Regions from separate parts of the Mus musculus genome. Here region 1 is linked to region 2. The links are chromatin contacts, found by POLR2A ChIA-PET in ENCODE. All regions are on one chromosome and are shown on one strand. Each heading gives the region's core, a stretch centred on a gene start or an enhancer-like site at or near the end of the contact. The rest is flanking DNA. Distances are from core to core; before and after follow the strand shown. Region 1 holds the start of 1700037C18Rik (RIKEN cDNA 1700037C18 gene). Region 2 holds the start of Trap1 (TNF receptor-associated protein 1).

What was found. ChIA-PET counts read pairs that join two places held with the same protein, here RNA polymerase II (POLR2A).
Region 1: POLR2A ChIA-PET joins it to region 2 with 10 read pairs in Patski. The contact joins the promoter of 1700037C18Rik here to the promoter of Trap1 in region 2. POLR2A ChIA-PET finds 5 or more read pairs at or near these places in 2 of 5 experiments (Patski and embryonic stem cell).

The regions. Positions count from the first base shown.
Region 1 is chr16:3,906,822-3,911,003 of GRCm38, forward strand. 1700037C18Rik (RIKEN cDNA 1700037C18 gene) reads right to left here and starts at 1,868. Exons shown (of 3, transcript NM_028484.2): 1 at 1,629-1,868; 2 at 20-373. The coding sequence starts at 1,632. Cluap1 (clusterin associated protein 1) reads left to right here and starts at 2,188. Exons shown (of 12, transcript NM_029738.2): 1 at 2,188-2,332. The coding sequence starts at 2,311. Gm41410 (predicted gene, 41410) reads right to left here and starts at 1,832. Exons shown (of 4, transcript NR_153801.1): 1 at 1,784-1,832; 2 at 83-373.
Region 2 is chr16:4,076,531-4,080,909 of GRCm38, forward strand. It overlaps Trap1 (TNF receptor-associated protein 1), which reads right to left and starts at 1,280. Exons shown (of 18, transcript NM_026508.2): 1 at 1,163-1,280. The coding sequence starts at 1,250.

The sequences.
Region 1 (4,182 bases), core at 618-3,117, 170 kb before region 2:
CTGCCTTAACAGAGCTTACCTGTATTTCCCAGGCTGTCCCTGGGCAAGTGGGCTTCCAGAAGGGCTGAGCAATGGCTGTTACCTGGACCCAGGGTCCCCTGTGGCAGGTCCAGGGGCCAGGGTGAGCCTTCAGGCCGTGTCAGGCTGCCCCCAGCCATGAGCCGGCCTAGCCAGTGGCTTCCACATTGGCCAGCAGGCTGCATGTGGCCTGGCAGGTAGAGAGCCAGGCTCCGGAGGTGTCGCAGTCGGAAGTTCTTGGGCTTGCTTCCCTGAGCACTGGGGCCCTGCTGCTGCTGGGCCCCCAATCCTCCCTCATAGATGTTGGGTGGTGTGTCAGGGTGGCTGGGGCGTCCTGGGGCCCAGCTCACTGCATCTGCAAGAGAGAGAGAGAGAGCAGGAGGGTGATGGCCAGTGGGAACAGCATCTGGGGGAAATGCAAGTACCAACTCATACGTAGCTTCTACTCCCTGGCTATCCAGTCTTAGTTCCTGTCTATTCCCACTACTCCGCTGCTCCCCTAACAGAGGCGCCCAAGCAGCCCAGGACTTTGGCACTGAGATCCCGTTGAGCACTTCAAGCTCGTTTTGTGCTCTCTACTCTAAAAAGAGTATGCTGGCACCAGTGTATATAAGCACAGTGGGTACAAGAGGGCATGCCTGGCCCAGTCATATAGCCTAGATCAGGAGTTACTCCCTTCCCAAGCATGCACATCCCTGGGCTCTCCCCAGTAGCTTTGGGCCCAGGTTGGGACAGTGTGGCATCTCTGCTGCTGCTCCTCCCTGCAGCCAGGCACCTTCTCTTATTCGAAGCTCAGAGAATGCACAGACCAAGGCTTCCATGGAGGGCCAGTATGGTGGGGGAGGAGTGGCCAGGCCTTCTGTGCAGTAGGGCCTGCTCTCCCCTGTCTAGGGGGTGGATCTGCAGGTCTCCCATAGCAACTGGTCCTTATGATGTCACAGTAAAGACTAGTCTTCCTGGACCTCCTAGTTTGGGAGAGTATGGTATGTCAGGGGCAAGGAGGGAGGCGGGCAAGGGAAGAGACCAGAAACCTAGGGTAAATTTGTTGATGTTAGATTCAGAGCAAGCCACATAAGACAAATTGGCTTTGGTATGCTGGAAAGTCATTCGCTAGGCTTCCTCATTTGTGGCAGGGAGAACGAGGATTTGGAGAACAAACCTGTAGAGATCTGAATCATGCTGAGAAGATGGTTCTGGGTGACACTTGTCTAATTATCCATTTTCTCATAGGTTAAGCAGTATGTAGATAATGCCAATTTTTTTCCTGTGCATTCTGACAAACTGGAACAATTATTCTGCTGGTAGAAATATAAAACTACAGGTTCTTTAGAATCTTAACTCCACCACAACTCTGTTTCATTATAGAAAATTTAGTTCTAGGTTTTACATCTAGGTGTATGAACCATTGTTTTTTACATAGATATTAATTTGCTATGGATTGCTCATTGTTTCAAAACCATTTGTTGCAAAGACTGTTCAAATGCATTGTCCCCCATGTTAGACTAGCCACGAATGTATGGCCCTACCCCACATATTTTTGTCCTTAAGTATCTACTCTTGGTCAGTACCACCGTGTTCTAGCCAAGGGCACCTTTACTTCTTGCACCTACCCATTTTCCTTATCGCCCACCCTTCCTGGCACAGCTCTCCTCTCTCCAGCCCTGCTTTTGTCGCGGTTGTCCTCGACTCGTAGCAGTCACCAAGGAGAGTTCTCTGTAGAGCCTGTGCTGACCCTGACACCCTAGGCGTGGTACACCAGCACTACCTCGCTCCACAGTTTCCAGGGCAACCTCTGGCGCGCGAGTCTGGGCGCCAATTTCCGGCTTGTCGGGAATACTGACTAGCTGTGCGTGCACAAAAGCCTTCCGGGTACAGGTCTCGAATTCTGCCCAGGGTAGGGTATCTTCGTTCCTGTCATTCTGTGGATACTTTATGAGGCTTCGACTGCGGGGTTTAGCTATGCTTTTACAAATACAAAGGAGACTCGGTCACAAAAGGTTATAATGTGCTCCATATATCAGTGAGGTAATGAGAGTTCCAACGGGACCAGAGCCAAAAGCGCTCTCTGAAAGACTATGACGTTGCGCAGCTCGCAAGGTGCTTGGCGCCACCTGTTGGTCTGTGTCCTGCGCTTGCGCTCACCACCCCTCTTCGCTTCCTGTCCTGTTTGGCCTGGTCCGCACGCTGTCCAAGGCCTCTGAGCGTTGCTATAGAGACCGGAGAGCGCTGGGCCTGCGAACTCTACAGAGACGGGCAGCGGCGCCCCAGTGGACTCTTGGGGACCAGAGCGCCATGTCTTTCCGCGACCTCCGCAGTAAGGCTGCACCCGGCTTTCCCGTGGGCTTCCCAGGATCTCGAGACTCCCCTGCCGGACCCCTGCCAGAGCCGTGGGCCCAGGCAGGCCGTGGGTCCCTGGGCCAGCCAGGGGCTGACAGAACTTTACAGCACCTTTGGAAAGTTCGGTCCGTCACTGGCCACGTGTAGCTAGAACACTGGGAATGTGTCTCGAGCCGCTGAAGAACTGAATGTTTAATTTCACCTCATTTTATCTCTGGTTGTCACGGCCACATTTGCAGCCGCATTAGAAAGGTCTTGCGGAAATGGAGACTTCTTCTGCATTTAGTTTGTAGAAAGAACCAGTAAAGCCGAGGAAGTGGCCGGATGAATGGATGGCTAGTGCTGCTAGGTTGTTTTGTTCATTTTTGAGGGTTTGTTTTGTTTGTTTGTATGTTACAATCTGTCACATGCTGTCCTCTATGTGGGCAATATTTCATTTACTCCTAGCAGGTTTGTGCCCTGGTTAGAGATGAAACAGGCAGCAAGAGGTCAAAGTAATTGAACGAGTTGCTTTAGAGTTTGAATCCAGCTTGCCTGAATGCCAAATACTGGGCAGAGAACTTGGCTAGAGAGTGGGGAAGCAGACTACTCTTACTCGTTATACTCTTTGGGGGAAACATCCTTTTTGTGGCAGGTGATTATATTTCACCCTTATTGTTCCTAGTTTTAACTGCAAGTTAAGTAGTATAGCTACCCCTGGTTCACACAGCTAGAGTGATGGGACTGTGTGACCTAAAAAATCTTACTTCACTTACAGAAGAGTAGCAGCTATTAGGGTCGTGTTGTCTAGGGTTTGAGGGTATTTGAAACAGTGTAATTATGACTGTCCCACGTAGTTTTTGATGAGGCTGGCACTTTACTGGGATCATTGAATAGTGATCATTGTACTGGAAAGAATATTTAAAAGGAGTATTTCAGAATTTATACTGATTTATATTTTTTTACCTTAAATAAATGCTGTATAGTGTGTAATCTATGAGACTGTCACCATTTATAACAGTGGAGAACTTGATAGCTACTACTTAGCTAAAAGGAGTGTTTAGGCAAAACCTGACTTTTTTCATAGAGGTATAAGGAAAAGCTGCAATATAAAGGGTATACATATATGGGATATATGTGTGTGTGTGATATAAGGGAAAGAAATAAGGGAAGGATGCTTCCTATCTTTCTACCATCTCTTCGTGACCTAGCAGAGTCTGCCTGCCCTGCTTTGTTGCCCAGATAGATTGTTTGGAATGCTGAATGTACATTTTGAATACCCGTAAGCATGAGTAGACATTACATTGCCAGGAACCATGGTCAAGATCTCAGCATATTGTAAGAACTCAGAAATGTTGGTTGTTTTCTTGCTTTCTTGCTCTCTTTTACTTGTTTTTCAAGACAAGGTTTTTTCCTGTCTTGAACAACAGCCCTGGATGACCTAGAACTTGTTTCATAGACCAGGTTAGCATCAGGTTCACAGAGGTCCATCTGCCTCTGCCTATGAGCACTGGGATTAAAGGTATGCAGCACCACGCCAGGCTTGGTTGCTCATCTGTAAGCCTCGCTTTCTTCATCATTGTTTTCTCCTTTCTTTCAAGCAGTGTGGCTTTGTTTTAGTTGCTCCCAACTTAAAATATTACTGTTTACTAATCTTTGGTTTTTCGAGACAGGGTTTCTCTGTGTAGCCCTGGCTGGCCTGGACCTCACTCTGTAGACCAGGCTGGCCTCGAACTCAGAAATCCGCCTGCCTCTGCCTCCCAAGTGCTGGGATTAAAGGCGTGCACCACCACGCCCAGCTTGTTTACTAATCTTTTTTTTTACAGTAAATCTAAATACTGCAGATAG
Region 2 (4,379 bases), core at 30-2,529:
GATACACAAGAAATCAGAGAAGATACGGATCCACTGTTAAGTAAAACCAGCTTCTCTGTAGATAGAAATCACAAGAGATGTCTTCTACACAGAGCTCTTTTTTTTTTTAGTATTCTCCGTGGCACTGGGGACCAATTCAGGGCCTATGCAAGCCAAGCACAAACTGCCTTTGGGGGCTCTTTTTTTGTTGTTTTGGTTTGAGACATACTCAAATGTTGGAAAAGATACTATGGGTAAATCAGTTTTGCTACTAGAGGACACATATACAGACAAAAGTATTTTGAGCACCAGGCACTGTGGCACACTTTAATCCTACCACTCTGGGGAGCAGAGGCAGATGAATCTCTGTGAGTTTGTGACCACCCTGGCCAGGCGGAACATATATGGTGAAACCCTGTCACCCTCCCCACACCCAATAAAAAACTGAGGTGAAGTTTGGCAGATTAGCTAATACAGAAATAAAAGGGCAAATTCTGAAACCGAAAACATGTTCCTAAAGATTTAAGCAATCGCTCACTCAAATCTGTTAAACACTGTAACGATATTTGTGGCCAAGAGAACATTTAGTGGAGGATGAGAGCGACAAAACTTCGGAAAGCCATTGGGAAGCTATGTTTATGCGAAACATAAATGTAATGAATGCCAGAAGCTTTAATATTCTTTCGCAGTTAATTCTTGACTTGAGCCCTTTTATGTAAAAATAGCTGTAAATACGTATAATTTAAGTGTATGTAACGCTAACATCTTCACTGTTACATGAGTGCGGGGTGGGAAAGTATAGATTAAGGTTATTCTCTCTCCTTTCCTTTCTCTTTCAATTCCAGGGATCAAACACGCGGAGTTCACTGGCTCCCTGAAGTCCTGGGTAACCGTTGGTTTTGCTCACCGTAGTTACCCCAGGGCTTGACTTCTGCGAGAGCTGAGCTTGTGAACAGCCGCGTGCAACGAACTTGTCAACCCAAGCGCGGGAGCGTCTGCAATCAGGACTACCAGGGACTGACGAGAGCAGGCTGTGGCTGCCCGTGACTCGGCTCCCCAAAAGCGACCACAAGGTCCTACTCCCCGCCCCACTTAGCAGCTCCGGCGCAGTGCGGCCTCCCGCCGGTCTAAGAGTGTGCACACAGCCTCAGACGCCGCCTCTGCGCTCTCGTGCCGCGCTCACCTCGCCGAACTCCAGCCAGCGCGGGGGCCCGCAGTACAGTCTGCAGCCCGCGGCCCCACAGCAACACAGCTCGCAGCTCGCACGCCATGCTTCCTTTCCCAAGTGTGGCTAACAGCCTAACAGAGTGATGAGGGGGCCTTCCGCGGGGGCGGCTCAGTGACGTCATGGCGCGCGACGGGCTGTCCAAGGCGTTGCCTGTGCGAGAACGGGAACGCAGCAAACCGCAGCGCGGGGGCCCTGAAGACTGTACTTTTTGACCTTGGATCTCAGTGACAAGGTCGCTGATCCCTTGCATTGTGCGTGTGAGGGTTATAGTGTCCCCGGCCCGCGGTGCTGGCGGTCCCTAGGCGGGAGCATCCCATTCTCGAGATGGCACTACCCAGCTGGAGTGTGGATCCACTGAAAAACTCTTACAGCAATGCCAAAACCTACACTTTGACAAATTTTAGGTTTGACTGTTATTCGCCAAAACGTGAGCTCAGTAACCAACACCTTTGGACTTACCCGTTTATTGTGACTTTCTCCCTACTGGAAGCTTGTTTGGGGATCCAGGCCACAAACCTTGTCTCTAAAGTTTTTTTTTTTTTTTTTTTTTTTGTTTTTTTGTTTTTTTGTTTTTGTTTTTCGAGACAGGGTTTCTCTGTATAGCCCTGGCTGTCCTGGAACTCACTTTGTAGACCAGGCTGGCCTCGAACTCAGAAATCCACCTGCCTCTGCCTCCCAAGTGCTGGGATTAAAGGCTTGCACCACCACGCCCGGCCCTCTAAAGTTTAATCCAAACTCCAGCCGCCTCCAGAGCAGGTCGCTTGTCCCGGTCCTAACCTCAGAGTAAGGCCCAGCGAGGACCTTTCTGACAGGTTCTCGCTTGATTCTGACACACACCAGATACATTTTCCTATGATCAGATTTTACTAAAACATTAGAGCGATTATCTAGCTTGTTAGCAGACACTAGTAGCAAGAGCAGTTAATTCCTGGATCCAGAATAGACTTGAAGTTTTGGTATAGGGAATGTTTAGTTACTGTTCTAGGTTGACAAGGATTGCTCCCACATTGACTTTATAGATGGAAAATAGATAAGAATGGGCAGATATGAGGCCAAACTTTAATACAGGCTCTGTATTTAAAGTGCCTGTTGCCCTGATAACCCCAAGAAATTGACAGAGCACTGTGTGCCTGTGATCTCAGTGCTGGGGAGACAGAAACAAGAGAATCCTTGGGTTTTGCTAGCCAACCAATCTGATTCTGATGTCCCATGTTCAGTAAAAGGCCATGTTTCAATATAAGGTGGAGAGAGCACCTGAACACCTCACAATTCCTACCCCTAACCCCCAGCCAGTTCTGCTCCTGCTGGGCCCACATCCTCCACAACCAGCCCCACCCCTGCTCCCTAGTGTCTTTTTCCATGGTCACCCTTAGATCCTCACAGTTCTAGCTTCTGCCCCCAGGTTCTGTATTACCTCCTCTAATCTGCCTGAGTCCCAGTCATCACACAGAATAGCTTCTCTTGATACTAATCCTCGAGGTTTCATTCTTTTAATTCTCCATTCTGGAATCATCTCTTCAGTCAGAAATGACATACTCAGCCGGGCGTGGTGGTGCAACACCTTTAATCCCAGCACTCGGGAGGCAGAGGCAGGCAGATTTCTGAGTTCGAGGCCAGCCTGGTCTACAAAGTGAGTTCCAGGACAGCCAAGGCTATACAGAGAAACCCTGTCTCGGAAAAAACAAACAAACAAACAAACAAACAAACAAACCAGAAATGACATACTCATCTGTAGAACTCTTCTGTAGATATGGCTTGAGAATATTAAGAAAGGAGAAGTGACATTTAGTAAAGGAAGGGGAATCTGGGCTTTAGTTAAGAATGGGGATGTAGGTTCTGCCCAGTATAAACTTCTTACATTCCAGGGAAACCAACTCTATCTAGGCCCACCTGTGGCCCACCAGGAAACCAGTTTGGAACCCATGCATTACCAAGGGAAATGACATCCCACAAAATTCCAAGGGCCATTTACACTCTAGCACAAACTGTAGTGGTTGCCTAACAGTGGTCCACTTCAGATACCTCTTAACATCTGACCCTTGATCTGCCTGGTTCCACTTCTCAGATTGAAACTTGTAATACTTCCTTCAATGTTCACTCCAGGAGTGAGTGTGGAAAGTTAAAAGTTATCTTGTTAGTGGCCCACACTTGTGCCAAGGACTGAGAAGTTCTGGGCAATGTTTGAGATAATAAAGGAATCTTGGCAGCAAGAGGGAAAAATACCCACAAGAGATGACAGGAACTGTCAGTCACGCCTCCCCCCTCCCCCCTGTCCCCACTGGTTGCATTCAGTGGACTTTCACAGATCTGTGTGCCCAGATTCTCACTGTAACTTGGAACGTTCCATATCCTTCAAGGAGCCTCTCTCCCTAATTCCATAGATAAACCTACACATACTGAAAATGTAAGTTTCCTTGTGGCAAGAGCCACAGAATACAAGATGAAATACCTAAAGGCCATTTCAGTTTCCAAGCCTCTAGTAATGTATAATTTTTTGAATTTTGTAGAGTGGACAAAGTGTAGTCTGCTTGGCTCAATTCTGTGGATAGCTAGGCTTACTTGACTCCCTCTGAATTTTTGTTTAGTGAAAAGTGAATTGTCAAAGATTTCATAAATCTTTTATCCCAGTAGGTTTTTTTTTTCTTTAAAAGATTTCATGTATGTCAGTACACTGTAGCTGTCTTCAGACACACCAGAAGAGGGTATTGGATCCCCATTACAGATGGTTGTGAGCCACCATGTGGATGCTGGGAATTGAACTCAGGACCTTTGGAAGAGCAGTCAGTGCTCTTAACCACTGAGCCATCTCTCCAGCTCCATAATCTATAAACACTGAACATGATGAAAGCAATGTTTTAGACAATATAGACCAGCTGCAGTCCACATTCACTCACCAAAATTCCCCGAGGGCCTATTTTTAGTTTTGGCTTTGCACCATTTCTTTATTATCTGATCCTTATTTTCCCCACCCTGTGCCTAGAATGTGCAACAGAAATTAAACACGACCAGTGCAATAAAACACATCGGGCTTCTCTGTATCTTCAGTCAGATGGGCAGGCAGACTATTTTTAACCCTACAATTCCCCAGGCTTGCTTCAACGTCTAGACAGACCTGCTTCCCTGTATACTGTTCTGTATTTCCTGGTATCACAGTGGCCACCAACACACAATC